Regions from separate parts of the Homo sapiens genome. Here region 1 is linked to region 2. Evidence: read pairs that join two places in POLR2A ChIA-PET (ENCODE). Cell type or tissue: A673. All regions are shown on one strand.

Region 1 (2,500 bases), 53 kb before region 2:
TCCTCAGATTTTTAAACATTATAGAACTCCAGTCAATACCTATATTGTTAATATTGGTGGTAAAAATAATAATTACTATAGGCCAAGCATTAGGACATATTTTTTTCATTATCTCATTTAATTCCCATAAAAATCTTCAGTGTACATGCTGCTGTCTTTTTTTCAGATAAGGATACGGCGATGTAAAAAAAAAAAAAAAAAAAAAAGTCTTATCCAAGGATATAAAGCCTGTAGGTGTTAGAGATCTGCCTGACTCTACAGTTTTTTTAGAAATTTCACTCATTCCCATGGGAAGAAAAGGCAATCCAGACAGAAAAACTTCTTTTCTTTTTTTATAACCTGTGAAAATCTGATTAATTTGCGTTCTGCCTAGTTATCAACAGAGAACACGTTGTACTGACTTCAAACCCAACATTGCATTGCCTTTTTTTTTTTTTTGAGATGGAGTCTCGCTCGTCGCCCAGGCTGGAGTGCAGTGGCGCGATCTCGGCTCACCGCAAGCTCCCCCTCCTGGGTTCACGCCATTCTCCTGCCTCAGCCTCCCGAGTAGCTGGGACTACAGGCGCCCGCCACCACACCCAGCTACTTTTTTTGTATTTTTAGTAGAGACGGGGTTTCACTGTGTTAGCCAGGATGGTCTCGATCTCCTGACCTCATGATCCGCCCACCTCGGCCTCCCAAAGTGCTGGGATTACAGGCGTGAGCCACCGTGCCCAGCCAATATTGCCATTTTTGACCCAGCAGAGACACCAAAGTTGATGCTGGCTTTTTCCGCCTTATGTTCTGATCTACCCTCATCTGTATATTGAGAGATTTTATTTGTTCTGTCAAGTTAACTTTATAAAATTTGCTTTACTTCTTTTATTGCATTTTGTACTACTATACTTTAAAACAGCCTTTTCTTTAAAATAAAAAAAGAAAATTAAAATAGGTTAATTTTCTGCACATTTATAATTTTTCTAAACTCACAAATGTTACCACCAATGACTCTAGCTGTACATTGCTATCATCCAAATTTATCAAGTAAGAAATTTAGGTCTTTTTCCTGTTTGGTTTAAAGTTTCAGCTTGAGGGTCTCTGTACAGAGATGGCCAAGTTTATTTAGAAAGAGTGCATTTTTTTTATATCTTTTTCTTTGAAATGGCTTAAAATGACCTGCCGTCTTTGTTAAAAGATTTAAGAAATTTTTAAAAATTGAATTTTGAGGTTTGATTTCTTTAGTAGGTCCAAATTGAACTTAAATGTTCTCTGAAGTGTCTAGGAGCTTGCGCAATCTATGATAATTCTGCCTTGAAGCATTTAGCTTTCAATTTAACTTCTCCTTCTCAGTTGGAGATCCTCACTCCAATTTTTCAACTGACACATATTCTCAGATTAAAAAGAAATCAGAATTGCCATTATAAAGGGCTTACTTCGTCTCTTGTTGAAAAGAACACTAACAAACAACTTCAATGAGTTATGGACAGAAATATTAATACTTTAAGTTGCCTTATTACAAAGTTATGAGCATATTAAAAATAGAATTTAAATTAGTTAGAAAGACATGTAGTTTTACTCCCATTTTGGCATGGGGAAAAACAAAAAAAGTTCTGTCAAACATGAAGATTGTTCAGTTGCACTGAATGAAAAGTCATGATCAAAAAGTGTGAAATATTTTATTAAAATCATGCTATAGCAGCTTCTGATTTTTTTTATTAGGAAATGCATGGCTAATTATTGTTTTGCAAGAGCTTGAATATATTTCAAAGACTGAATGAATCATCTACAATACTGTGCTTATTAGAAATTTATTGAGTGTAACCTTTTGCACTTTGTAATATGTTTCTGAAAACTAATCTCTCTGGAAGACCAAATTGAATCTCATTTTTTGGTTTGAGTTCTGGCAGATAGGTAGCAAAGTAAGAACTGTAAGTCAATAATCATTCAACATAGGGGGATAGGATTAAATTTCCTATACTTTCTCTTTCTTTAAGCCATTAGCTCTTGAATTGATATGCAACCATTATATGTCAAATATCTGGACTTCCTGGTGGCTACAATAATGCCGAAAATATTTAATATGAAGCCTTTAAAATGTATACCACGTGAATAAGTCCAGCTAATAATAAGGCCCATTATTCCTTAGTTAGCAAAAGACTATTGTAGAGAGAGGTCTCTGCTGTGCTTTTTAAAAAGCACACCTAAATATTTTAATGTGACTTATAGCTATAGGTAAGTTTCTGTTACCTACATATTACTATAAACAGGCAAACACATTTCTGATATAGACATGCCCATATGTCTACCTAAGATTAAGAAAAACAATCATTCTAGAAGAAATAATTTACCAAACAGGGTTGTCATAGTTCTGTTAAATTTGGCCAGAACACTGCTCATTCATTTTTATGGCAATCACTTAGCTATATGTATCTAAGTGACAGACAATATCTCTTAGATTAGAAGAAGTAGTATAATAGATACTATAAAATTGAATGTTTTCCATGGGTCTAGCCCTGAGCTA
Region 2 (2,500 bases):
CGTCCTAATGCTCTCCCCAATATTCGTACAAACCATCTTACAAACCAACTTGCATATGCACCTACACTTTCTGTCATCTCTTCTACTACAATAAAGAGGTTGTCCCATGCCTATGTAAAGCCATGCTCACCACCTGAACTACAGCTTTCATCTCATCCTGCATCCTGGACATCATAAACTAGATGATTCCTTTGCAGAATTACATATTCAACCTCTTCCTTTTACATGATTCCTTCCCATCGTATTTTAAACATTCACAAGTTTGTGCAATCAACATATGAAAACAAACCTAAATCAATAATTTTTAAAAAATACCGATCCTGTGTTCTCCTCCAGCGAATGCCTTCTTTCTTCCATAGCCCAATTTTTTTAAAGGAGTTATCTATACTTATAGTCTGTATTTTCTTTTCTCTAGAGTATGCCAATCTGGCTTCAGTTCCCAATAGTCCACTGAAATAGTTTTTTTGTGAGGACGGTGCTGACTTTACATCACCGAATCCAATACATATTTTTTACTCTTCTTACCTGACCTCTCATCAGCACTCTGTAATGCTGACCCAGTTATCCTTTTGAAGTAATCTCTTTTATAAACTTCCATGTCACAGCCCTCTCTTAGTGTTCTCATTCTCCAGCTGATTGTTCTCTGCCTATTGTAAAGTTCTAGTCTACCCTTCACTACTTGGCCATTCAAATTTGAAATTCCCTAGACTTTTTTCTTGGCCTTTTCTTGTTTTATCCTCTTTCACTGGGAAAAATCATTCATGCTCACAGATTCAATGATGTACTCATACGTATCTTCAACCCAGACAATTCTTCAAGTTGCAAATCATTTATTCAAAGTCTAGTTACATCTTACTTTGGATATTCAAAAGCCATCAGTTTTACTATCTTTCTCACATTCTATCCAAACTTAATTCCAGACTACTGTTCTTTATTTCTAATAATAATAACCCATTCATCAAAGTCTACTAGTTGGAAAGCTACGGTGGTTTTAGAGCCCTCTCTCTCATTTTACATTCAATCCATCACTAAATCTTATAAAGTTGACTTTATAATTTTCATATGCAAACAATTTTTTTTCCATCCCTAAACACTACTCCCATGAATTCTAGTCCATGTTATTATCATCTCTTTCCTGGGACCCTGAAATAGCCTTCTAAGTTCTACCCACATCTGATCTTGTCCCATTTATAGTGTGGGCTGAGCTTTTAAAAATGCAAACATAATGTAATCTTGCTAACTACCTGCTTAAAATTCCTTATTGTTCTTAAGATAAAAAGTAAGCTTGTTAACTTCCTCTACACTGTCCCGCATGGTCCTGGCTCCACCTCTCTAACTTCAGCTCGCACTGCACTTGATCAACTTGTTCTGTTCCAGTCTCCCTGGCCTTCTAGGCTTTTATACACACTTTAATCTTTGCTTATAGTATGCATACCCTTGCACATGATTTCCTCTTTCTGGGGCATGCTTCCCTCCCTCCATTGCTCAACTAACTCTTACCCTTCAAATCTCAACACAAGTGGTCACTTCTTCAAGACGGCCTTATTTTCTAATTGTATTCACTTTTGGCCCAACTACCTCTCCTCTCTAGGATCCACTGCAATTTCAATTTTATACTTGTGTGGGTTTGATTATTTAATGAATGGCCATCTCTCCAATTAGACCATGACATCAATAACCATGTATGGTTATTGCCTGCTAGAGGATTTTCAATAGTAGGCATTCAGTAAATATTTGTAAAACATTAAAGACAAATAAATTTCAATCATCCAGATTGATACATTTGTGGAAAGTAAAATCACTAACACTATGAGGCAAATTAAAAAATCCTATGAGATAAAAATTAAAAAGTTCAAAGAACATAAACAAAAAATTAATCATAAAAATTTTGTTAGCAGAATTAGAAAGTGACTGCTTTAATTAGTTTTTAGGTTCTAATTTTTTATTTTCCAATTTCATTTAGAAATGATTAATTCCACAAATTAATGAAAAGCTGTGTTTTGTAGAATAAAAGACCATGAAGGTGGAAAATTACAGCTTCAACTCAAATCTCTTACATATTGGCAACGTCCTGGGAAAAGAGGGTTTTTTTTTTTTTGTAAAAGAGAGCTCAGAGAAAACAGACTACTCAATATAATCACACTTCCATGGGAAAATACTATCTGTGGATTTGGTGTCACAAAACACAAACTCTTTTGACAAAAAAAGCATAGAGTAAGTTTTCCTCTGTAACGTCACCTATACCACTGGAAGCAGATATAAAAGGAAATTCACGGTTTTATGAGACAGTGTAATAAGACAAAATTAATAAAAGCATAACTTTGCATGATTTTGTTAAGTTTTGCCAAAACTTTTAATTACTTTTTATTTATCCTGTTTTTAAACCATGACCTTAACTTTGAATTTCTTAGAGACACATAATTTGCCATTTGATTTCTAAGTTGAGAACCTAAAGGGAGCTGTAAGAAAAGAGACAAAAGGTTTGTATACTTTTTTTTAA

What was found. ChIA-PET counts read pairs that join two places held together with the same protein. Peaks named below come from ENCODE experiments on the same cell type or tissue, not always from the same donor. Only the 100,000 strongest peaks of a DNase experiment are listed, where the experiment ranks them.
Region 1: POLR2A ChIA-PET joins it to region 2 with 8 read pairs; 2 of 35 experiments call an interaction of 5 or more read pairs at or near these places.

The regions. Positions count from the first base shown.
Region 1 is chr4:163,766,915-163,769,414 of GRCh38, forward strand. The region is part of intron 4 of MARCHF1 (membrane associated ring-CH-type finger 1); the gene reads right to left. Among named protein-coding and RNA genes, the nearest start is that of TMA16, 270 kb to the left of the region's middle. In A673, no CTCF peak of the experiment used is centred here; a DNase peak (open chromatin) is centred at 1,287.
Region 2 is chr4:163,819,709-163,822,208 of GRCh38, forward strand. All of the region lies in intron 4 of MARCHF1 (membrane associated ring-CH-type finger 1), which reads right to left. Among named protein-coding and RNA genes, the nearest start is that of TMA16, 330 kb to the left of the region's middle. In A673, no CTCF peak of the experiment used is centred here; no DNase peak of the experiment used is centred here.